7 separate regions of the Homo sapiens genome follow, and regions 1, 3, 4, 5, 6 and 7 are each linked to region 2. A link is a contact called in ENCODE Hi-C or POLR2A ChIA-PET data. All regions are on one chromosome and are shown on one strand. The core of a region is the stretch at or near the end of the contact, and the rest is flanking DNA. Distances in the headings are between cores, read along the strand shown.

The links. Hi-C counts contacts between places; a loop is a spot of excess contacts on that map. ChIA-PET counts read pairs that join two places held with the same protein, here RNA polymerase II (POLR2A). Pooled maps may share reads with other maps.
Region 1: a map of naive thymus-derived CD4-positive, alpha-beta T cell shows a loop between it and region 2 (5-fold over the local background). The contact joins the promoter of EPG5 here to the promoter of SMAD2 in region 2. A Hi-C loop is called at or near these places in 1 of 168 maps with a recorded cell type or tissue (naive thymus-derived CD4-positive, alpha-beta T cell), 1 of 37 single-sample maps with no recorded cell type and 11 of 50 pooled maps.
Region 3: a pooled map shows a loop between it and region 2 (10-fold over the local background). The contact joins the enhancer-like site here to the promoter of SMAD2 in region 2. A Hi-C loop is called at or near these places in 4 of 37 single-sample maps with no recorded cell type and 14 of 50 pooled maps. POLR2A ChIA-PET finds 5 or more read pairs at or near these places in 1 of 52 experiments (activated CD4-positive, alpha-beta T cell).
Region 4: a loop to region 2 is called in a map of B cell, with 6 times the contacts of the local background. The contact joins the promoter of ARK2N here to the promoter of SMAD2 in region 2. A Hi-C loop is called at or near these places in 2 of 168 maps with a recorded cell type or tissue (B cell and naive thymus-derived CD4-positive, alpha-beta T cell) and 11 of 50 pooled maps.
Region 5: a loop to region 2 is called in a pooled map, with 2.1 times the contacts of the local background. The contact joins the enhancer-like site here to the promoter of SMAD2 in region 2. A Hi-C loop is called at or near these places in 1 of 50 pooled maps. POLR2A ChIA-PET finds 5 or more read pairs at or near these places in 2 of 52 experiments (WTC11 and activated T-cell).
Region 6: a loop to region 2 is called in a pooled map, with 3 times the contacts of the local background. The contact joins the enhancer-like site here to the promoter of SMAD2 in region 2. A Hi-C loop is called at or near these places in 1 of 50 pooled maps. POLR2A ChIA-PET finds 5 or more read pairs at or near these places in 2 of 52 experiments (WTC11 and activated CD4-positive, alpha-beta T cell).
Region 7: a loop to region 2 is called in a map of ascending aorta, with 13 times the contacts of the local background. The contact joins the promoter of ACAA2 here to the promoter of SMAD2 in region 2. A Hi-C loop is called at or near these places in 4 of 168 maps with a recorded cell type or tissue (CD8-positive, alpha-beta T cell, ascending aorta, gastrocnemius medialis and 1 more), 1 of 37 single-sample maps with no recorded cell type and 18 of 50 pooled maps. POLR2A ChIA-PET finds 5 or more read pairs at or near these places in 1 of 52 experiments (activated CD4-positive, alpha-beta T cell).

What each region holds. Positions count from the first base shown.
Region 1 is chr18:45,965,431-45,968,872 of GRCh38, forward strand. EPG5 (ectopic P-granules 5 autophagy tethering factor) reads right to left here and starts at 1,899. Exons shown (of 44, transcript NM_020964.3): 1 at 1,747-1,899. The coding sequence starts at 1,809. RefSeq lists an enhancer at 1,658-2,159.
Region 2 is chr18:47,928,924-47,932,361 of GRCh38, forward strand. SMAD2 (SMAD family member 2) reads right to left here and starts at 1,736. Exons shown (of 11, transcript NM_005901.6): 1 at 1,438-1,736. It overlaps LOC124904297 (a long non-coding RNA gene), which reads right to left. Exons shown (of 2, transcript XR_007066360.1): 2 at 3,265-3,438. RefSeq lists silencers at 1,165-1,694, 1,725-2,654.
Region 3 is chr18:48,933,364-48,936,716 of GRCh38, forward strand. The region is part of intron 3 of SMAD7 (SMAD family member 7); the gene reads right to left. Among named protein-coding and RNA genes, the nearest start is that of SMAD7, 16 kb to the right of the region's middle. RefSeq lists enhancers at 1-373, 1,815-1,884. Within about 2 kb of position 1,873, at least 24 of the 41 ENCODE cell types and tissues checked have a DNase peak (open chromatin) inside an H3K27ac peak, as active enhancers do.
Region 4 is chr18:46,172,453-46,175,528 of GRCh38, forward strand. ARK2N (arkadia (RNF111) N-terminal like PKA signaling regulator 2N) reads left to right here and starts at 1,582. Exons shown (of 5, transcript NM_145055.5): 1 at 1,582-1,878. RefSeq lists enhancers at 1,156-1,205, 1,526-1,785, 1,816-1,865, 2,466-2,595.
Region 5 is chr18:48,997,001-49,000,283 of GRCh38, forward strand. No RefSeq gene overlaps it. Among named protein-coding and RNA genes, the nearest start is that of DYM-AS1, 25 kb to the right of the region's middle. RefSeq lists an enhancer at 1-214 and a silencer at 3,120-3,283. Within about 2 kb of position 1,276, at least 24 of the 41 ENCODE cell types and tissues checked have a DNase peak (open chromatin) inside an H3K27ac peak, as active enhancers do.
Region 6 is chr18:48,974,002-48,977,052 of GRCh38, forward strand. No RefSeq gene overlaps it. Among named protein-coding and RNA genes, the nearest start is that of SMAD7, 25 kb to the left of the region's middle. RefSeq lists silencers at 1,734-1,853, 1,954-2,253, 2,284-2,403. Within about 2 kb of position 1,635, at least 24 of the 41 ENCODE cell types and tissues checked have a DNase peak (open chromatin) inside an H3K27ac peak, as active enhancers do.
Region 7 is chr18:49,811,467-49,814,933 of GRCh38, forward strand. ACAA2 (acetyl-CoA acyltransferase 2) reads right to left here and starts at 2,067. Exons shown (of 10, transcript NM_006111.3): 1 at 2,003-2,067. The coding sequence starts at 2,018. SNHG22 (small nucleolar RNA host gene 22) reads left to right here and starts at 2,557. Exons shown (of 4, transcript NR_117096.1): 1 at 2,557-2,596. It also overlaps SCARNA17. RefSeq lists silencers at 1,860-1,979, 1,873-2,167, 2,410-2,579.

The DNA.
Region 1 (3,442 bases), core at 649-3,148, 2.0 Mb before region 2:
GTACCCTCTAAACCTAAAATAAAAGTTGGAAAGAAAAAAAAAGAGCATCATAATGAAAGAAATCCACATAAGTCATCTACAGTCTACTAAGTATGGTACCTATGAACACTACCCTCCTGTTAAAACCTTGTTCCCATGAGAAAATCGGATTACAGTATCATGCTTAAATTACACCTGCTTTGGAACATCACCCACTTCTGGGGAAAAAAATGTCCTGTACTTGTAATACCATCCTCCTTATTTCCCAAATGTAAACTCTGTTTCAGGTAAGCCAAAATTATGAGGTCTGGCCATGCGGGAGCAGCATTTAATCTGTTCATCTTAGAAAATATATATAAATAGGGTGGGCGCGGTGGCTCACGCCTGTAATCCGGGCACTTTGGGAGGCCAAGATGGGCGGATCACCTGAGGTCAGGAGTTTGAGGCCAGCCTGACCAACAAGGAGAAACCCCGTCTCTACTAAAAATACAAAATTAGCCGTGTGTGGTGGCGCATGCCTGTAATCCCAGTTACTCGGGAGGCTGAGGCAGGAGAGTCGCTTGAACCCGGGAGGCGGAGGTTGCGGTGAGCCGAGATTGCACTCCGCCGAGATTGCACTCCAGCCTGGACGACAGAGCGAGACTCCATATCAAAACAAAAACAAAAACAAAACAAAACATAGGCTGGGCGCGGTGGCTCACGCCTGTAATCTCAGCACTTTGGGAGGCCGAGGCGGGCGGATCACGAGGTCAGGAGATCGAGACCATCCTGGCTAACACGGTGAAACCCCGTCTCTACTAAAAATACAAAAAATTAGCCGGGCGTGGTGGCAGGCGCCTGTAGTCCCAGCTACTCGGGAGGGAGGCTGAGGCAGGAGAATGGCGTGAACCTGGGAGGCGGAGCTTGCAGTGAGCCGAGATCGCGCCACTGCACTCCGGCCTGGGCGACAGAGCAAGACTCTGTCTCAAAAAAAAAAAAAAAAATACATATACATATATATACACACACACATATGTATATATGTACGTATATATGTATATATGTGTACATATGTATATATGTGTATATATGTACTATAATAAAATGAAAATCCAGACTGCACTTATAAACAAATCAACTTAAAATCACTCTAATACCACATGTAGTCTAATACAGGAAACTCAGAAAATTCAAACACTTCCCTACTGTGTGAGTCCCGCCCTGGGTTAATTTCTAGCCATTCATGCCCCTTATAAACAATCAAGACAATAAGAAATAAACAGAGGCAGCACTACTATCATCTTGAACTTTCAAAGTGATCAGAAATGGCACAGCACTAGTCTACTTATAAAGTTCTGCCAAAGGTACCTTCTCCGCGTGGAGGAGGGGAACATTCCCTCTTTATGCATGGCAGGGACTAAAAATGTTCTAGGATATAAAAGAGTAAAGAGAGAGTCAACGATGGGGCTGGAAAGAGAAAAATTATTTCACGGCAGGAAACCAGACCCAGGTGAGGAAAGCCAAGAGAGCAGAAAAGGAAGAGGCCAGTGAAGTCACAGGAGGGAGAAGGAAAAATGGGGTCCTGACAGAGTGTGGCAGGGGGATATGGAGAAGGAATGGAGGAGAAGGGCCGGTGTCAACGGGTGGTGGGATCAAATATTGGAAGGTGGAGGCGGAAGATGCAGAGGGCTCAGGGAACGGGAGTAGAATTGGCTGGGGAGGCCGAAGAGAGGAGCAAGGAGACACAGCACACTGCCAGAGCCTCGGGAGGGTGGGGGAGATCCTCACCTTTGTTTTAGTCCGGCTGGCCTTGGCCTTGGCCCGGCGCTGGGGCTTCACCGCCTCGGCCATAGACCCTTCCGCGGCGCCGTCACCGTTTGTTTTTGTCAAACCCCTGCGCTTCAAGCAACCTGCCCGGTTCTGGCCTCCGGACTGTCACATGATCGAATCTCCGCCACTCCCGGAGAAGAGGCGGTGAGTCGGCGCCTCTACGGGCCGCAACGTAGGACAAACCACTCCAGGACGCATTTGCACTGGAGGAAGGCAGGCCCGCCCCCTTCCCGGAGCCCAGGCCCCACCCCTAGCCCTGGCTCCACCCGGCGCGCAGGTGTCTTGGGTTGCGCTGGACAAGGGCAGCGACCCAGGCTGACCCACCTCCTCCGTCTCCCGGCTCTGCGGAACCTCACTCAGTGCGGATCCCGGGCGCGCTCGCACACCTCACCCGCGTCGGCTTGAAGAAATCCGGAAAGTGGGTTTGCCATTCTTTTTTTTCATCTTCAGATAAACCAGATCCAGTCGGTTAGCCTAAATCCGCACTGCGCGCAAGGAAGAAACCCTGACGCCCATCGGGGTGTGCACTTCGGCGTCCTCTTTTGTAAAGGGGAATGATCACACCTGCCTTTTCGGATGTCATGAGAATTTAATGGGCTCTCCCAGAAAGGTGCCTGGTAGCGGCAGGCATGTCGGTACATGGTAGTTATTAATTATCATTACTGTACAAATTCCCAGACTGGAAAAAAGACATGTGCTCCTAAAAGGACAGGCAAACAGGTAACAAGATAAATAAGATCCGTAAAAGTATTCTTAGTATACATTTTACAGTGTGCTTCATTTGAAATTTCCAGATGTGAAAAACTTGTCCACATCTTCCCTTCCCAGCTCTAGGATTTCTGTGATTTGCTTGTATCCTTATTGTTAGTGTCTGTCAATCCTCCCAGAATGTAAGATCCTCAAAGGCAGGGTTCTTAATTTTGTTGCCTGATGTATCCAAGGGTCTTTAGAACACTGCACGTAGTAGCACATAGTAGATACTAAATAAATATTTCGTGAATCACACAAATGAGTATGAGTTTTGTCTGGCGGTGGGGTAAGATCGTTGAAATGGAGTGGGCCAGGCGCAGTGGCTCACGCCTGTAATCCCAGCACTCTGGGAGGCCGAGGCGGGTGGATCACCTGAGGTCAGGAGTTCAAGACCAGCCTGGGCAACATGGTGAAACCCCAACTCTACTAAAAATACAAAAAAGTCGCCGGGCATGGTGGTGGACGCCTGTAATTCCAGCTACTCGGGAGGCTGAGGCAGGAGAATTGAACCTGGGAGGCGGAGGTTGCAGTGAGCCGAGATCGCACCATTGCCCTCCAGCCTGGGCAACAAGAGCGAAACTCCCATCTCAAAAAAAAGAAAAGAAAAGAAAAAGAAGAAAAGGAAATGGAGTGTATGGGAGGGAGGAAAAAGACCATCCACCCACCTGTAGCATACCCTAGAATAAAAAATCCAGCAATATGGCATGAAAAATGGAAAAGACTTCAGAGATGCAGTTTGCTTGTTTGTGATGATATTTTAATTGAGTATATAATACAATTTCGTGTATTTTGTTCCCAAATCCTCAACAACAAAAATTATTAAGCTACTCAGAATATACATGTACTTTGTATGTCCTGGTGTGTGTGTGTGTGTGTGTGTGTGTGTGTGTGTGTGCATGTATAT
Region 2 (3,438 bases), core at 486-2,985:
GCCGAAAGATGTGAACTATTTATATTTACTACGACAGCTAAGTTTACGGCAACGGCTAAGGAACTTTAAAAATAAAAGTATTACTTTTGAATTTAATATAAACGTTTGCTAAATGACCTTCTGGCAGAGGAAATTCTTTAAATATCTTGTATGGGTTTTCCGAAGGCAAATTTTTTAAATACCCTCAAACTATGGTACATTTATGAAGCCCATTTTAAATTACTTCTCCCATCTCTGCTTCATCTGCTTCACTAATTCATGTATTAAAACTGTTGAAACTCCATTTAACTATTTGACTAACTTCTCTGTAAGATGGAAACTTTTTAAAGGGTGTTAAAGTAGAATAGCAAATTTTCAGCATAATAAGAGCAAATTTATTACTAGGCTCAAGGAAAACATCCTATCAGCGATTCATTCATACGAAACTATCAGGTTCAATTCATATGAAGTCAGAAGAGAGAAAAAGAATTTTGGAAATTAAATCACATTTCAAAGACCATTTCTAAAAAGATGTAATTATTCCAAGTTATTTATTTATTAACAATTATTTTACACATGTCGTTTTAAAAGTTTCACAAACCCAAATTTAAGATAGTCCAAATTGCAACAAACAAGACATGACTTTGATGGAAAATGCTGCTTGCAAATTCGTTTTACCTGGAAATTTCTTTTTTAAAGGTATGGTTGACAACACACTGGTGGTATTTTGCTTTTAAAGGGTCAAGAGAAAGGAATAACAAAACCAACCCAGGCATTCTTTTTCTGTTTAGGATCAAAAGGACATTTTAAGGATAAGTAAAAGACAAAAGTACCTGACCCAAAGACAATATCCCCCTCCAAGAGAACAAAGTAAGTTGCAATTTTAAAAACCAAGTTTGAAATACGAGAAATCACTTCGAGGGCTTTCCAAAGGCGTGTGATAAAAACTAATAGGCTCCACCCGCAGAACAACTTTCACAAGTGAGTGAAGGATGATCACAGAGTTATCAGCTGTGTGCGTGTTTGTGAGTACACACAAGCCATGGAAAACCCGAGACTACCACTGTTAACAAAGGTTACGAGACCAAAAAAAAAAAGTGGAGGCAAAGTATTACGCGTCCCTAACAAGGCTTCCCCACAACTCCTGAAACAAGAGCTCTGGCCCTTCGGCTTTAAAAATCAGAACCACAAACTATGGAGTGTGAGAGCAGCGAGGGGAAGGGACGCAGGCAGCCCCCGCCCCCGTCAGCCTGGGCGGCAGCGCAGTGCAACCGAGCCCCGTCCCTTCCCGGCTCTCCGGCCCCGAACCCGCACGCCCGGGCCGGCGCACCCACAGCCCCCGAACTCACCACACCCCAGCCCCCACCCGCAGCGGCCATGTGACACGGCCCATCGCCCCGGCCGCGGACGCACGCAAACACTTCCCTAGCTGGAGGCCCGCGGGCGCCCAGGCTTTACCTGCAAGGTGGCGCCAGGTCCCGCCCCGTCAGATCCGGGGGGTCCGGGACCTTTTGTTCCTTCCTCTTCCGATGGGATGGAGGGGGCTGGGAGGGGAAGAGGGGAATGGGCGATTGGAGGCGGAACTGAAAACACTCCCGGCCGCCGTCTTCCCGCCCCGCCCCCAGGCCCGGGCCCGGCCGGCGGCCCGGGCGCGCGGGAGGGTAGGGGAAGAGAGGGGAGGGGAGGGGAGGAGAGGGAAGGGGAGGGGAGGGAGCCTGGCCGCCGCCCGCGGGGAAGGAGGGGGTGAGGACGCGCGCGCCCGCGCTGCCCCTCCTCCCCTCAGGCGCGCGCCCGCAGCCCTACCGGCCGCCCGCACGGCCGCGCCCTCCCCCGCCAGCCCACCTCCGCTTCCGCCCTCCGCCCTCGGCCGCCGGCCGCCGCGGCGCCACGCACCCACCTCCCGGCGGCTGGCGGGCTGCTGGCTGGCGAGCTGCTTCTCCGCCGCCGCGGCCGCGCGGGTAGACCCGCCTGCCACCCTGGGCCGCGGGCCCCGCCGATTCGCCGGCGCAGCCCCGGGGCTGGCACCCTGCCGCCCGCTGATTGGCGCCTCCAGCCGCCCGTTAGGGCGCGAGGCACGCCGGCCGAAAGCCGCGCGGGGCGGGTATGGAAGACGGAGGGAGCGGAGGAGGAAAGGAACGAGGCCGAGCACCGCGGGAAGGGCCGGGGGGCGAGCGGGGCGCGGGGAGTCGCCGGCCACCGCCTCCCCACCTCCCTTTGCCTACGGCCCGCCCCGCCTCCCGGCCGGACCGGCGGCGCCCGCAGCCAATCAGCACGAGGGAAGCTCGGGGTGTGAGCCGCGCATCGGGGGCCTCGAATCGGAAGGGAGACGTCGCTCGCTGATTGGTCCCGCCTCCCCAGTCTAGCGTGAGGCGAGGCGGGGCGCGGCCGGGCGGGGCGGGACGCCCGCGGTTTCGCTTGAGTTGGGCGCCGGCGCGCTCCCACCGGGGCTCACGGGCGGAGAGGGAGAGGCCCGCGCCTTGCCGCGCATTAAGACGATTCCCGGTGACCGCCCGATCCCTCGCCAGCGTCGTGGGTGGGGCCTGTAGGGGCCTGCCGCCTCGTCCACCGTCCGTCGTGAGGCCGGCAGCGGACACGTGCTCATCCCACGGGGAGGCCCCGCGCAGCGCGGAGGACGCGCCTGAGAGAGAAAAGGGGTTCGGGAGAAGCCCGAGGACCCGGCCCGTGACTGGGCGCGCCCTATGCAAATGAGCGGGCGGGGCCCTCGTGTTGCTGAACGAGGGCGGGTTCGCGATGTAAATAAGCCCAGAGGTGGGGTCTTTGGAGAGCACTTAGGGCCCGGGTAGGGGATGCCAGGTATAAGTGTTTAACCTAAATTTTGGTTCCGTCTTCAGTAAAAATGATATCAATAATCCATGTCCCGAAGGGTCTTTGTGAAGTCTAAAAGAAACATCTGTCACGATGTCCCTTAATGGCTGGGATATCTTCCCTTCCCCTTTTCTCCACTGTTGCGACGATTAGGCCCCAACTTGCACATCTGCCCTACAGGAGGCAGCAAGGCCCTAAACTTACGGCTGCCCAGAACATAACTGCACCCAGGGAAAACCTTGTTGCGGTTACCCTTAGGAACACCCAAGCCTCTGCTGACAAAATATTGAGCCCAACTAATCACATCAGGTGTTTACTATGCACCCACTGTGACACAGGCAGGGAGTACCGTAGAACTAAAGTTGAAAAGAAACTTAGGTTTCACACAGGTGCCAGAGACAAGACTAGAACACAGTTTTTTTTTGGCTGCCTGTCCAGTAATTCATTCTCATGTGTGGCTTAGTTTATAGATTTAATTGGGGACTTCAAATAAGCGGGAAAGAAGCACTAGCAATACAAATCGGTAATCAGGAAGTACCAAATGAGCACTCCAAACAGTAAGAGTTTTTGAAGTATACGCTTTCTTCTGAGAAATGAACGTGTCCCAGAGGAGGGTGCCTTCAGATGGACCTT
Region 3 (3,353 bases), core at 623-3,122, 1.0 Mb after region 2:
TCCATCCCCATGGATTCAACATCACCTTCGGACAAGCCATTCCAACTGCCAATTCTTAATTCTAACCCAGCCCAGGAACTGGTCCTCTGCACAGCACACAGCCTGGCACATAATAGGTGTCAATACATATTTGCTCCATAAACAAACCACAGGGACACACTGGCTTCTTCCAAAGCAGCGGGCCCACCTAGCTTCACACCCGGCAGAGGGAGGCACATGTGAACCCACCTGAGAGGGGAGCACACCTTCCAAGCACGGAGTCAGCCAGAAGGACCAAGTCCCTCTCCTGGACTCCCCACGGAGGACACAAGAGGGAAGCCCTGTTCTGCGCTAGGTCACACTCAGCCGCCGCGGCATATGCCACTGAGAGGTGTTTCCAAGGCCGGCGCCGGCCCACCAACCTCTGTGGGCACACCACCTGCCCACAGCATTCTGCTTTGGCGTCCTGCTCTGTTTGGACAAGTTGCCCTCACCAAGTGTTCAACAATGCTTTTACACACCCCAGGGCCCTTGTTGTGTTATGAAAACAAAACAAAGCACGCTAAGGAAAAAGCTGGGAGGGTGGGGGTGAGCGTGAGTGGAGAGCGGGCCAGCCACACACACAGGTCTCTTTCTTTCTGGTCTCTGTCCTAAAGACGGCTCCTTGGCAGCACGGGCCGGGGCACTGTCCCATGCCCTGTGTCATTAGAACAATGACATCAACAAAGAGGGGATTTAGAAACCCAGAGACAAAAAATGGAACTGGACCTTATCTGCACCACTGTAGGGCTGTGATAAGCCCCCTCTCTGGGAGATGCTTCTAGGTGAACCATATCACTCCTTCCTCCAAAGCACAGCACCGTTACTGGACACAGCTGTACCAGGGCAGCTCCGAGACCCATTTCCCCTCCACTCCTCACTAGCACCCTAGAAATAGTCTCAGGAAAGTTACAGAACTCCTGCAGGATGAGGGGGACACGGTGGCTTGAAAACACGAAGGCAGCCCTGAGTTCCCGGCGGCTAAGTGCCAGGTGCCTCTGTTAGGGGAAGGCAGTACCGGGGGTGGGTAAAAAGGCTAAAGGCGTGAGTAAATTCTTACGTACCCCCCATCAAAAAAAAAAATACAATCTTTTTTTTGCAAGTTAAAACTGAGCTAATGACACTGGGTGGGGCTCAGTGTTGAGGACTCCCCAGCCAAACCAAAATTAGCTTCCAGCCAAGAGCTGCTTGGCCTTACCATTTGGGGAAGGAAGCTGAAAAAGTCATGAAAGATTCTTTAGTAAAATGGGAAATAAGGCGGCAGTTAACATTTCAACTGAAGGTGACCCTTCTGGTAAAATATTTTTTTAAATAATAAAAATAACATAAAGTTCTCAAACAGCCTCTTTCTTAAAGAAAATGGCCTACATGTTCTCGTGGGAGTGGAAGGGAAGAAAAAAAAAACACAAAACAGAAAACAGGCTAGCCGTTTCTCAGCCACTACCTTTCACGAACCACTTTTCTCTGGAGTTATTCTCAAAAAAAAAGATGATGCAATTTCCTGTCTTGTCCCAATATTTCCTGTTAACTTACAAGGTGAAAGTTATCACCCTGTTTTAAATAACTGTCCTCAACACCGCTGAAAGTCCCTTTTCCCAGCCAGTGCCCACCCCTATCAAAAAATGTCCCCATCTTAGAGTATAAATACGATCATTTTCTACACCTTTTAAGAGTTGGCTTCGTAAGAAGCCTGGTTCTCTCTCTAGCAGATACTGAATCCACGGGGCACCTTCCACGGGAGTGGAAGCCCACATCTCCCAGGTGAACCCACAGAGAGAAACAGAGAGGCTGGGGGGCAGCCGAGTCCCCCAAGTGAGCCAACAGGTTTAGGTAGAGTGGCCGGGATCAGGTGAGTGTTGCTTTCTTGGTGTGTTAACCACTAAATTGAGAACTGTGCCTCAGCAGTTAATAATATCTTCCCGCTGAAAATAGCCCGGAGAGGAAGCCTCTGTGTGACAGTAGGCAGGCAGCCAGGCTTGGGGCTAGCCATTCAATACCGAGCGAGAGGTGGTAGGGCCAGTGGTGACCTCCCTGTGGCTGTGCTTACAGTATCCTTTCACGAGGCTCCCGCAAAGGGAGGGTGCCCGGGCCAGTCACCTACGGCCACTGCAGCCCTAGAACTTGGGCAAGGACATCACAGGGACTGGGGTCTCCAGGGGCCCAGGAAGGGTCTGGATCACCAGCTTTTGGAGCCAACCCTGGCACCATCCTGGTTCGCAGTCACTGGGATGGGCAGGCCAGGGGGACCCCGCAGAGTGAGAACAAGCATATTCACTTCCCCCAGCAGAAAAGTCAGGCCGGGAATCAAACCAGAGGGAACTTTCCTGTCTCTCATTTCTGGAACCCACGAAGAAAAAAGGAAGGTCGAAGGATCAGCACAGATGTGTCTGCTTGCTCAGGTAACACACAGCAGAAGGCCAGGCGTGGTGGTACACGCCTATAATCCCAGCACTTTGGGAGGCTAAGTCGGGAGGATCACTTGAGGTTAGGAGTTCGAGACCAGTCTGGCCAACATGGTGAAACGCCCTTTCTACTAGAAAAAAATTAGCCAGGCATGGTGTGGCACGCCTGTAATCCCAGCTGCTAGGGATACTGACGCATGAGAATGGCTTGAACCCAGGAGGTGGAGGTTGTAGTGAGCCGAGATCACGCCACTGCCCTCCAGCCAGGGTGACAGAGTGAGACTCCATCTCAAAACACACACACACACACACACACACACACACACACACACACCACACACACACACACGAGATCCCAGGCAGGCTACCAGCCTTGCTCCCTGGTCCATCAATGTACTTCCCATGTGACCTCAGGGCTGCCACCAAAACAAGTGTCTACCATCATCAGGTCCTAGGCAACTAACAGAAGTCTCTCCAATTTTACTCTCCACAATCACTGTTCCTTATAGATTATCCAAGTATCTACATGTATTTAAAACCTACCGCTGGCCATTTTTTGGTCAAACTTGTGGTAAAATACACATAACTTAAAATGTGCCACCAATGGCATTGAATACATTCGGTGAACTGTGCAACCATCACCACTCTACAGTTCCAGAACATTTTCATCGTCCCAAAAGGAAACCCGGTCCCATGGGTCCCTTTTACAATCCCATTCATGACAGCAAAGCAAAACAGTGGACCATGTATAGTTAATAATAGTTTTCTCTCAAATGTCTCTACAAAGAAGCAAGAAAGTTATCTGGGAAGCTGAATCCCGAGGGATTTTAGTGTGCGAGCAAGTCCAGGAACCAGCACTTTACACCTTTTTTTTCTTCTGCCAGGTGAAGACAACTGCTTTGAGAGTGCTGCTCCGAGTTCAAGGCCTGGACC
Region 4 (3,076 bases), core at 332-2,831, 1.8 Mb before region 2:
GGTCCTACTTCAGTATTTCTGCAGCATTGATTAGATCAGACTGTCAAGGAATCTTTTAAAAACTCAATGTATTAGTCCACATTCATTCATTTCCAGACTGAAAGTTGTGATCTTAGTGTGATTTTTCCTTTTCTTTTCTTTTTTTCCTGAAATAGGCTGGGCTCTTGTCACTACCCCATAACCTCTCAAATCCCTTGAGGACTCAGGTAGCAGAAAGTAAATAAATGAATGAACGAGTGAAATAACATACACGGATAAACTACTTAGCTAGCACACACTACGTTCTCTGTGATTCTCAGTGAGGCAGTTGGTGGCTGTGGTTAAGAAAGTAAGCTCTGCCTGTGTTGGAATCCAACACTGCCACTTACTTGGATGTGTCATCTTGGGCAGGTCACTCTGTCCCTCAGTTTCCACCTTTGCAATTTGGGACTAGTAACGCCATCCAACTCATAGGGTTGTTATGAGTTGTAATGAGGATTCAGTGGATTTAACCCATTTAAATGCAAGGTGCCTGGTATAATAAAATTATTTTCTTTTCTTAATTTATTCTTGTAGTTGGGGATGAAAAACTCGCACTCCTGTAGGCAGTCAGAAAAAATGAGTGAAGTGGGGGAACTAAGGGGCCTGGTCTGAAGGGGGAGACTGATATTTAGGGGAGTGCGGACCCAGTGGTGTGAGATTTTCAGAATCTCCTCTTGACGGGTCTCATCCGAGGTTCCAGCACAGCTCTGTAAAGGTAAAGACCGTTTACATTTTCCTCCTCAAAGCTTTATTATTATTATTTTTCTTCTCAAAACACTGCTTTGCTTTGGGGGAGCGCGGGTCCTTGGCCAGATCTTGAGTCTTGAGATATGTCTTCAGCATCTCCTGCTCCTCCTTGGGAAACGCTCCACCCGCCAGTGGGCCTGCGCCCTCCTCCCCTTCTTCGGGGTTCGGGTCCACCTCGTTTCCCCCACCCTCCCCAGGGCTGACTGCAAATCGGAGGGCGACTGCAGAGGCGGAATTCGGGGCAGAGCGGGGTCTCCCCAGCGGGCCACGTCCCACCAGCAGGTGGCGGTCGATCTGCAAGGCCTGCAAGGTGCCCGGACAGAAACTTGAGCAGATATTGGTGCCGCTGCCCGAGAAGAGCTCAGCCGAGTCTCCCCGAGCCCAGCTATCGGCATCCGCGAAAAAGCGGGGAGAGAAGGGCACGGGCTCTCCGCTGGAGCGACTCTGGGATTCAGACACCGCAAGCTGCTTTCGGAAGGGCTTCAGGAGGGGGTGAGTACTGAGCAGCGCACAGAAAAGGGAGCGCTGTCCTTTGCTGAAGGCATTGTCCTTGGCTTGCATTGAGTGGCTTTCCCACCCCCCGGGAAAGACATTTCGGGAAGGTGACGGTCTCAACAGAAGGAGGGAGCGCGGGAAAGAAGCCCGGGGAGCCGGCGCCTTCACGCCCCGCGGTCTGCAGCGGGAGGAGCGCGGGTTCCATCGCGCCAGATGGCGCTGTCTGGCTTTTCTCGGGCCTCGGGCGCCAGTCTCCAGAGGTCTCCGGCGCAGCTGCCTCTCTAGCCGGCCGACGCGGGCTCTGTGTTTCCGGGCGGAAGTGAGGCGCCCAGCGGAACGGCCTCTGGTGACATTTTCTTGGGGGCGGCGCGGACGACTGAAGGGACTTGGTGGTAGAGGCTGCGGAGGCGGCGAGGTTCACTTTGGTCCCGGCAGGGGCTCTGACCGCGACCCACTGCTCGCTGCCGGGGCTTGTTCCGAGGAGGAGAAGGCGGCGGTGGCCGTCGCGTCCTGAGTCACCGCAGCGGGGAAGAGTCCCGGCCGGGGGTTCGGTGCGTGCCCCGACGGGGCGCGCGCGAAGCGAGCGAGAAGGCACGGAGTCGCCGCGGAGCGCAGGTGAGGCGGGAAGGGGCGCAGGGCCGCGGCCTGGCTACTGGTCGAGTTGGGGGGCCCGGGTTGCGTCCCAGGGAGGGGTCGGGGCGAATCGGAGGGCTGCGGGCCGCGGTGAGGGCTCTGCGGCGTCCGGACGCTGGGGTCCTAGCGGGCCTGGCTGGTGGGCGCCGGGAACTCGCAGCCTGGATTGCCGGCTGACGCTGGGGCATCGCACCTCTCCGACCTCCTTGCTCGTCCGCCGTTGGTGACCCTAGCGTCCTCCCGGCCCGGCGGAGTTGGCTCCGGCACTCCAAGCCCCCAGACGCTGGGGCCGGGTTGAGGCGAGTCCTTTTCCGGGGGTGCTGAGGGGAGGCTGGAGGTGCCGCAGTCCCCGGGCTGCGGGGGGAAGCGACTTCACGGCCCTGGAGTTGTCTTCACGCAACTTTCCGGCTCCTAGGCCCGCGGGGGAAGCAGTGGCGGCAACTCCGCCAGCTCCGAGAGTAGGGGGTCTGGCGCCGACACCTGCCCCTGCAGCGGAGAGCTCCGGCGCCGCGGCCGCAGTGGCCTTGGTGGAGGGAGAAAAGGCTTTCTTATAGGCTTGGCGCCGCCTGCCTCTCGGCGCTTCCACTACCTTCGGTCGGCAGGCGCCTCCAGTCAATGCGAGAGATGTGTCAGTCTCCAAAATAGACCGCTTCTGGGGAGTTTGTCAACTTTATTTCAAAACCGGCGAGGATGTACACTGACGAACCCGTGTTAAAGACTATCGCCTTTACGCAAGCCATTCATTCTCACTTTAAAATTGTCCACCCCCCCGCCCCGACCCCCGTCCCCGGCAGCCCCCATCACAAAATTGATGCTCACAGGTTGAAGTAGAGAACATCGGTACGAGCCCTACCAGATCCTTGAGCAGTTTCTGTTTGGATGGGTTTTTCGTTTTTTGCCTGACCTTTTGCTTTCTGAATCCTCTTACCCAGTAGAATTAAAATCCTACTGATGATACTTCGTCAAGGTTGGACCTCTTAATTACAAAAACATCTGCCAATTTTGCTTAGGCTTTTATTGTGTAGTATTGGGTACATGCTAACAGAATCACTCCCTTTCTTCTCTTGGGATATTTTAAGGATGGAAGCTATTAACTTTCTAATGTAGTTTTGCTGATCTTGGCAATCTAGATTCCTCCAGTAATCAGAGCATTGCCTTTTGGTTTAACAAGCATTTTTAG
Region 5 (3,283 bases), core at 26-2,525, 1.1 Mb after region 2:
TCTCCTCCTCCTGGGCACCACCCTGAACTGACCCTACCCCCCCAGACACTGCTGCGGCCTGGCTGCCCTGGGGAGGGCAGGCCAGGGCCAGCAAGACCTGGGAGCCTCTGCGGCCCACGACACCTACAGTTTTAGAATCTGGAGAGCAGATGCCTCTGGCTTGCTAAGCAACTCATGAAACAAACAGCTTGCTTCAGGGCTTTCTTTTTTGAAGCTGACTTTGTTGTTTGGGTGGGGAGATGTGTGTATAGATAAGCTTCTCAAAGTGATGACATCACAAGAATAATAAAAATGCCACATTGCACCCTGTGTCTTTCACCTCCCAGGCACGTTTTCAAAACTAATCATAGGTCAATTCCCCTTCTTGCCAGCTCCAGGGACCTGCAGAGATGGGAGGCGCTGCTGAAAACCCTCTAAGGGGGGCAGCGCCGCCTTACCTCTCAGAGCTGCATTTCCCTCTCTTAGAAAAGGGACGAGCTAGGTGGATTTTAAAGTTCCTGCCAGTTCCCAATTATTTACCCAGAACTGATTTTAACTGAGTGTTTGACCAAAGCTTTGGTCCATGAGCCTTCCATTGCCGGGGTGTTTATTTTACATAAAATTTATCTGGATACTCACACGTAGAAGTTTTTCTTTTGGTATGGAAAGGGGTCAGAAGATTCTCCAGGTTTTGAGGGGCCCTGAAGCTTACACAATTTGCAAGAGTGTCTCCTTCAGGAAAATAATACAGAATTACTGATCATAATTCGGTGCTGGGTCCTGGTAGAGGCCCAGGCTGTAATGTGTCCAGAGGCACAAGGCTCAGCTCCACACTCTACCCTCTTTCGTTGTGATTAAAGGTCCACAGGCGTCCTGGGCAAATATCAGTTTCTTGAGTCTCAGAGACCCTTGAGACTGTCACAGGCTTGAGTTGGCACTTTGCAAACCTGAGTGTCTCCCGCGCCCATCCTGCCCTGGCCCATGTTTTGGCCGTGACACTGTGTTGCCAGGCAACCATCTATCCTATAGGAATTCACACTCATTCTTCCAGCAGACACATTTAATTTCAGGCCCAGAGTGCTTGGTGACGCGGGGTGACACCAGCCTGCGCCCTCACAGAAATAGCCTGAAGGACTGAGTCAAAAGTAGCTGGGGGAACTGATCCCCACATTTGATCTTCTTCCCCTAAAATAGCTTGGTCCTGTTTATGGGGCTGCTCTGAGAGGGGACGTGGGCGTGGGGCTGTGCTCACAGCTTCCTCCCTCCTGCTGGGTGCTTGCTTTTCTGTGGCCATCAGGAGAGACATCCGTAGTGACTCAGGGCCCTGGACATGATGTAACACCCCTGGCTCCCAGGGTGGTGGGGAATGCGTGACTGCCTTGGAATTCCAGGCGGGACCCTTGGTGCCTGCCTGCCAGTTCTTGACTAAGGTCAGGTGCGGCTGAGAGCTGCGCTCACCAGCCTTGGGGTGGAGGCTGGGAGGGTGTCCTGGCCCCGAGCCAGACCTCCCACTGACAACAGGCCCAGTCCTGAGCCCCGTGGGGACACCCTTCCATCCCATTCTCTAGAGCAGTGGTTCTCAGCCTCGGCTCCATGCTGGAACCACCTAGGGTGCTTTAAAATATCCTGATTCTGATGTAACCGTGAGATTCTAGTGTGCAGCCAAGGTTGAGAGCCAAGGGACTCCTGCCCAGCGTCCCCTCCCTGACCAGCTGCTGAGCTTTTCCCTTTTGGCAAGCGTCTCAGGGGCCCTGGGCACCCTCTGGGCTCTGACATTCCTCTCCTGGCTTGAGCAGAGCTGCCTGTCCTGCAGGAGCCAACAGTCCTCAGGCTCCAAGACCCTCGGCCAGGCATCAGGTCTTAGCCCTGTGCTCTGCCCAGGGCCCTTCCAGGGTGCTGGGGAAGACGTAAGATCTCGAGAGGCCGTGGGATGCTAGAACAGGGCTGCGGTGGGAGAAGGTGCTGGCCGATGAGAATGGAGGTGACCTGCTTGTTGGGTTTTGAAAATATAATGAAGTCAGTGTGTGTATCAGTAAAAATAGAGCTCTAAGCCCCTAAACAAGCAAACACAGGCTATCCACTAAAATAAGATTTTATAATTTGTTCATTGGTCAGTTTATATTTATTTTTGTTTTTAATTGCGGTAAAAAGCACATAATATAAAATTTACCTTCATAACCATTTTTAAGTGTTCAGTTCAGTGGTGTTAACTTTGTTCACCTTGCCATGTGACAAATCTCCAGAACTTTCTCATCTCACCAGAACTTTCTCATCTCACCAAACTGAAACTCTGTTCCCATTAAACAACTCCTCTTCCCTACCCCCCGGTCCCTGGCAACCACCATTTGACTTTCTGGTTTCATGACTTTTTTTTTTTGAGACAGAGTCTTGCTCTGTCGCCCTGGCTGGAGTGCAGTGGCTCGATCTCCGCTCACTGCAACCTCCACCTACCAGGTTCAAGCGATTCTTGTGCCTCAGCCTCCCGAGTAGTTGGGACTACAAGTATGTGCCAGCCCACCCAGCTAATTTTTGTATTTTTCGTAGAGACAGGGTTTTACCATGTTGGCCAAGCTGGTCTCGAACTCCTGACCTCAAGTGATCCACCCGTCTGGGCCTCCCAAAGTGTTGGAATTACGGGCGTGAGCCACTGCGCCCAGCCTGTTTCCATGATTTCGACTTCTCTAGATACATCGTAAAAGTGGGATCATACAGTATTTATCCTTTTGTGACTGACTTATTTTACTCAGCATAATGTCCTCAAGGTTCATCCATGTTGTAGCTCATGAAAGGATTTCCTTCTCTTTTTTAAGGCTGAATAGTATTCCATCGTGTAGATAGGCCGCATTTTTTTTACCCGTTCATTTGCGGAGGGTCATTTGGTTGCTTCCACCCCTTGGCTGTGGTGGACAGTGCAGCTGTCAACACTGGTGTGCAGAAATGTCGTCAAGACCCTGCTTTCAGTTCTTTTGAGCACATACCCACAAATGGGATTGCTGGATCATATGGTAATTCTATGTGGAGGTTTTTGAGGCACCACCGTACTATGTTCCACAGCGGCTGCACCATTTTACCTACCCCCAGCAGTGCACAGGGGTTCCAATTTCTCCGTCCTCATCAACATTTTTTATTTTCTCTATTTTAAAAAAATAGTAGCCAGCCTAATAGGTGTGAGGTGCTAGCTCATTGTCATTTTGATTTGCATTCCTTAATGATTAGTGACATCAAGCATCTCTGTTCTTTTTTTCTGAGACAGGGTATTACTCTGTTGCCCAAGCTGGAGTGCAGTGGCTCGATTTCAGCTCAC
Region 6 (3,051 bases), core at 385-2,884, 1.0 Mb after region 2:
ATTCACTCTGAGAATTACTGTTCAAAGGGGAAAAACAGGGAGGCACTTGGGCAATCCAGAAATGCAGGTCTGAGCTGGCCTAGGGTTTTAGCAAAGGAGGAGTGAGTTCTTCAGAACAGGACCAATTAAAACCTTTTAAAGTAATTGTTCCCCTGCCTTCTTTCAAAGTTGAGCTCTAATCGTGGCCTTTCATTCTTCCCACCACTCCATCATTTTAAATTAACCTTGCGATTCCCTGCAGCTGCCTCTCACCCATCACAGACATGCTAATGCACGTGTGTGCTGCTGGGGGGCGGTGGGAGGGGACCCTGACACTAGCTTTGTGAAACAGCATCCCTGTGGGCTCTGTTCCACTCACCCCCCTACCCACCCTGGCAGAGCAGAGGGGAGGGAGGAAGGAAGCAGGCAGGTTAGCAGAGCGCAGGACCAGGCAGTAAAGTCTCCTAGCTGCGCTACCTCGCTACCTCGGGGTGTCCACATTACTCAGCCCCTCGGAGCCATGGGGGTGGGGAGGGCAGGGCCTCCTGGGACAGGACCATAAACCGTTTATGAATCCCTAAATGTCACACATCAAGTCGACATCACCTGTTCACCTTCATTCTTCTCTCCCTTTGTGAAAAGTCTCTCTTCGCATTCCCTCCGGGCCTCTCCCCTCCTGACCCTTTGGAGTAGGAGCCTTCAAAGCCCTGAAGGTTCCCGAGTGATGTGGGAAGTAAAGTTCTCAATGGAGGTCTCCTCCTAGTGAAAGGGCACTCTGTACTTAATGGAACTGGCCAGACCGTGAAGGTTACCTTGACCTTGTCTGCATGATAAATACAACTGGAGCGGGGCGGAAGGCACACCATTCAGAAAAGCAAACTGCTTGCATCTTCTTTATTTTTAATCTCACTCCATTTTGCTTCTCTGCAGGATCAAAGCAAGTTAAGGAGAGACAGCCTCTGTCTTTCAATCCTAGGGGCAGCTCGTGCAGTCGCCCCGCCGCGGCCACTCTCCTAACACGGGCAGAGGGGGCAGCGACGTGCCCCGGTCGCTCAGCCAGCTGGTGGCAGGGCTGTGACGGCAACCCAGGCCCCCAGACGCCTCTCCGCGTCTAGGCGCTTCCCATAATGGAAGGCTTCGCTCCATTAAAAGTTATTTTAGGGAATCCACAAGCCCACCGCCATCCCCCCCAAAGTGGAAATTTTATGTAAACGAGTCAAAATAAAGCAACAGTTTCTTAATAAGTATGTTTGGAGTTACACTCTGGACTAAGACGAGCCGAATCGGGCGAGGGGATGCGGACTTAAAGGTTCCAGTGTTCTTCTCCATACGGCAAGACTATTTTTAAAAATTTAAGGACGTCTTCCAGTCCACAGTCCACACCGCCTACACCCCCGCAGGTCAGACAGGCGCGAGTTCAGCCCGGTGACCCCGCCATCCTCGCGGCCCCCACCCTGGGGCCAGGGAAGAGGGCGTGGCCGACCCCAGCCCCCTCACCGAAACCGGGCCTGTCCCCTCCCCCATCGCGGTCCCGCACGGCGGCGGAGGGGCCGAGGGGTGGCGGCACCGGGATCCCGCCGCCACCCCGGCGCGCACGGAGGCAGGGTTGGGGGAAACACGATTCCTGGGGAGATTGGAGGAGGCGATGCCGCCGAGGCTGCGGGGGAGTTCTCCCGGAGAACTCGGGGGCCGGGTGGGAATGCGACCTCCAGGGCAGCTATCGCTGCTCCCCCGTAACTGCCGCAGGGACCCTCCCGGGGTGGGGGTGGGGACGCGGGGCTTCCGTCCCTTCCGGGCCGCGGAGGTGCAGGCCCGAGGGGCCCGTGCAGTCAGACGTGCAGTGTGCGCGGCCCGTGACTCAGCCGGGTGGCGACGCGAGGCCGGGGAGGCAGGGGGAAGGGGCGGGCGGGCCGGGCGCGCAACCGGGACCCCGCGGCCTCGGGAGAAGCGAGGTGCGCGCGCCCAGGAGTGGGGGGCGGGGCGGCGGGCGCGCGCGCAGCGGAGGCGCCGGGCGGCGGCGAGGGCCGGGCCGTATGCCGTCTTCCCGGCGCCGCGCTCCCAGAGCTCGCGCCGCCTCCCGGGGCGCCGCGCGGGTGGCGCAGGTAGAGGCCGGGCGGGGGTGGCAGCCACCCCGGGGCTCAGGTTCCAGCCGCCAGGCTTGGCCCTCAGCGGGCGCTGTCAGAGGGCGGGCCCGCGGGAGCGGGGCGGCGGCGGCGGCGGCAGAGGAGCGCAGGGCGGGCGGAGACCGTCGGGGTCACCTCTCCAGCCCCCCGCGGTGGCCGAGCCACCCGCAGTTGCGCTCGAGGCGCCGAGGCGGGGTGGCCGAGCGAGACCCGGGCCGGGCGCGGCTCGGGCCGCACAGCCGCGGCGGCGGCTGCAGACCTGTAAACCTTAATGACAGCAATCTTGCCCGTCTGCGCCTCTGACTCACGTGGTGACCCAGCCTCCAGTCACCCGGCGGCCGCCCTCCGGCCTCAGTTTCCCCCGCCGCCGAACAATGAAGCCACTGTGTCGCCGTTCATTTCTGAGCGCCGTTTCACACGCGGAGCGCCGCCGCCTCCCTGGGGAAGGGACCGAGGCGTCCGGCTTTTAATTATCCCCGGTGGGCGGGCGTGGGGAGGCCGCGCTCTGCTGGATAATTGAACCCTGGGACTATTCCCTCGTCAGCCCAAGCTCTTTATCTTAAGCCGTCCTTTCCTCTTCATCGTATTTAAATTTTACCCCTTCCTCTCCACGCTGGTGGGACTGCTTGAAAAACAATGAAATGGGCCGGTTAGGTGGCTCACGCCTGTAATCGCAGCACTTTGGGAGGCCCAGGCTGGGGGATCACCTGAGGTTAGGAGTTCAAGACCAGCCTGGCAAACATGGTGAAACCCTGTCTCTATTAAAAATACAAAAAAAAAAGGGGGGGGGGGAAAGAAATTGGCCGTGCATGTGGCGCATGCCTGTAATCCCAGCTACTTGAGAGGCTGAGGCACGAGAATCAGTAGAACCCGGGAGAAGGAGGTTGTAGTGAGCCGAGATGGCGCCATTGCACTCCAGCCTGGGCGACAAAGCGAGACTCCGTCTCAA
Region 7 (3,467 bases), core at 817-3,316, 1.9 Mb after region 2:
CCTCCTGCCAAGTACTGGGATGGGTGCTAATAAAAACCTAGGAGCCGGTTCTTCTTGTTGACTGAAATCTGACAAATTAATGTTAATCCTTAACAAAATTTAACTCAAATGTGTCCTTTTCCCTATAATCAGTCACATGCTCTTCTTTCTTCCCACCCATCCTGCAAACACTTGGTATGCTGCTTGAGAGAAGTTTATCTTTAATGATTCTAGCTGGCCTGTAACATCACTATTTCAAGCTCAAAGCTTGGGTTCTAGTCACAGCCACTAACTACCTGTGTTATTATACACAACCACTTTACCTCTCTCGACATGAGTGTCCTCCTAATTGCTACAATAAGGAAATGGAAAAAAATACGATCACTAGCTCTAACACTACAGTAAATTGTACCAGAAATTTATAAACTTTATACTTCCTTAATACAGGTGTCAATGTGCATTTTTTTCCTTTTTGGGTTTATAGTATTTGTGAAATTTTCAAACAGGTCTGTATTATAAGAAAGGGTAAGAACCACTGATAAAATATTAAAATGATATCAGTAAAAATATTATTTCCTTTTTTAGAAGATAGCTCATGACAATGCACCTTTTAAATGAAGTGTAAATGCCTCGTCTAAAAAAAATTCACCACGCTGCTTTATGAAGTAAATGTAGTAAATTCAGTCAGGAAGGGCACTGGCAAATGAAATCCACGTTGCAGGAAACTGTAAACACTGCATTTGGTCCCAGAATACGGATTTTTCCCTTGATTTGTTCCCATGCCACTTTGGTTCTTCTCACTTTCAGATCCCCCTAACCAATGCTTAGCTGGCATCTCCACTTGGCTGCTTCACAGGCACCAAAAAGTTTTCTGCCTAAAACTGAATTCTCAATCCTTCTTTCCACATCTATTCCTTTCCCAATTTTCCTCACTCTGTAAAGTGGCATCATCATGAACACGGTTCATCAAACCAGACACTTTTCATCATTCTCGACATTTCCTTCTTATATTTACTCCACCACATCCAATCCACTTTCTATCAAATCCACCTCCAAATCTATCTCAACTCATCCCTCCCCTTTTCTCCCCAATTACACTGCCCCACACGAGTCAAAGCCATCATTTGCTGCTCCCTGGACCTCTACAATAGATCCTTAAATGGTCTCTTCGCCATTACACAGACCGCCCCAAATTCGGACAGAGTGGAAATCAGATCCTGTCATTACCCCGCTTTAAATCCCTGTATTGCCTTCCACTGAATTTGGAACAAAACCCCACCTTCTTACAGAGCCCACAGGGCCCTGGAGCACCAAAATGCTTGGTTCTTAGATCCTGCCAAGCTTTTTCCTGTCTCAGGGCCTCGATATGTATTCCACCTCAATGTTCTTCGACTCGTACATCCTTAAAGTAAGATTCCATTGACTGTGCCCACTTGTTTTGAAAAGGGAGTTTATTACACAGTTGTTTTAAACAAGTTCATAACCCTAGAACTTAGGTATAGAGTGACCGCTCTAATCTAAAGCAACAGAAGGGAAATGGGAGCAGGGCAGGTCTTCCAGCAGAACACCAGCTACCATTTCTGCAGGCCTCTCCATCGATTCACCCGGGGAGCCCTGACCACCGAGGCCGAGCGGCGGGCTCCTGTGCGCAGCTGCCCCGCAGCAGGCGCCCGCGGCCTATGGCGCCGCCCCATTTTTTCTAATACTTGGACTCGAACTAGTGGGGTCACTGTTAGGCGAAGAAAGGAATGACCTCCAAGGTCACATGCAAGCAAACTTTGGTCTCAACTAAACAGGAAATTGCACCGAAATCGCTGTCGCTAGCGCCTTACAAGTAAGGGTTTTCTCCTTAACCCAAACAAGCCTTTCGGGCTGGGTTTTTATCACGTCCGCTCCAAAACCGAGGAGGTTGAGTGAACTTCACCCCACGACCCCGACTCTCCGCGGCGGCCGGAAGCGGAGGCCTGGCCTGGGGAGGGCAGGACCCCGAGGGGCGAGGAGAGGAGGAGGGGGCTGCGCTCACCTCGGAGCAGAGCCATGGCGGCTGCTGGGTCGTCGGCGGCGCGGGTCTGTGGTGTGGGGGACGCTGAGCGGCCGCTCGCAATCACCCAGATTTCAAGAGCGTGGGTGGCGCCCCGAGAGCCACGCCCCTGCCCTTTCACCTACTTCCTGGGGCTCCTTGGCGGGGTCCCAGCGTAAGATGGTCCTACCCCACGCGTAGCGCTGCCCGCCTCACCCCAGCCCGAGGGAGCCCAGGGGACGGGGCTCGGATAGACCACAACGCGCCTTGAGAGCGGACTCTTTCCTCACATCCTCATTTTTAGATTTTCTCCGTTTCCAAACCGAGAGAATTTGGTTTGACACCTCTCACCCATCATATCCTAGCCCCGACAGGCGATGACTCTTCCCCTTTGTCTCCGCCAACACCCTAAACACTGGGCAGGAGCCAAGGGCTGAGGAACTTGGCGCGCGGGCGGCCGCGGCCGCCAGCTGGGGGCGGGACCGAACGTCCTGTGGGCGGGGCGCGGCGGCGGCGGCGGGATTGGCTGGGGCGGGCGGGTGCGCAGTCCGCTGGGCAGAGGCTTGGGCCGCCGAGCTGGACCCGGACCGGTTTTGGGTACTGTACTGGGGGCAGGGCAGAGAGGTGGGCGGCAGTTGGGGTGCGGTGATTGTAGTAGGCTAGGGCGCTTTCGGGTCCCCATTGCAGCCCCCGGATGAGCCCGCAGTATTTTCCTTATATGATCAGGTCCCATTGCGGGCGGCGCCGCTTGCCCGGAGCCTGAGAGGATTATGAAAACGTGGCGAGCGAAATGGGGCCAGGGGACCTGGAGCAGGGGCGTGAGGAGAGTAGGCAGCGGGTGAGGCTGGACGGGAGGGAGGTCTAGGGAGGCCTCTGCCGCGGGCACTGTGAGTCCTGGCCGATGATGACGAGACCACTGCGCAATCTGAGTTCTGGGAACCAGGTGATGGAGTATGTTCTGAGAACAGACTGAGGCCGGGCAAGCAGGAGGCGGCCGCGGCAGGGGAGAGGCGGAGAGCCCCTCGATACCAGGGCTCGGAGGGCCGGGCTGCCTAGCGAGGGCTTCTTTTGAGTGCGTAGGGGTGGTGGGTGGCATGGACGGTTTCTCTGAGTCGTCAGCGAATGCCCCCCCTAGAATCCTGCTTTTCAAACACTTTGGTGACACTCTTGCAATGTTGGGGTGTTTTTAAATCCAAATTTGTATTATGAAAACTTACAAACTTACAGAAAAGTGGGAAGACTTGTACAGTGGACACATATCGACCCAATTGTTAACATTTTGCTATATTGCTATCCACCTGTTCTTCCATCAAACCATCTTATCTTTTTAATGCAGACCTTAGTACTCTACACCCATGAACACATCAGCACACATTATTCATTTACAGTTCTTTTTAAGGCAAAATATCCACGCAATCAAATGTACAAATCTTAGACAAGCTTCACAAATGCTCATGTATAGGCCGGG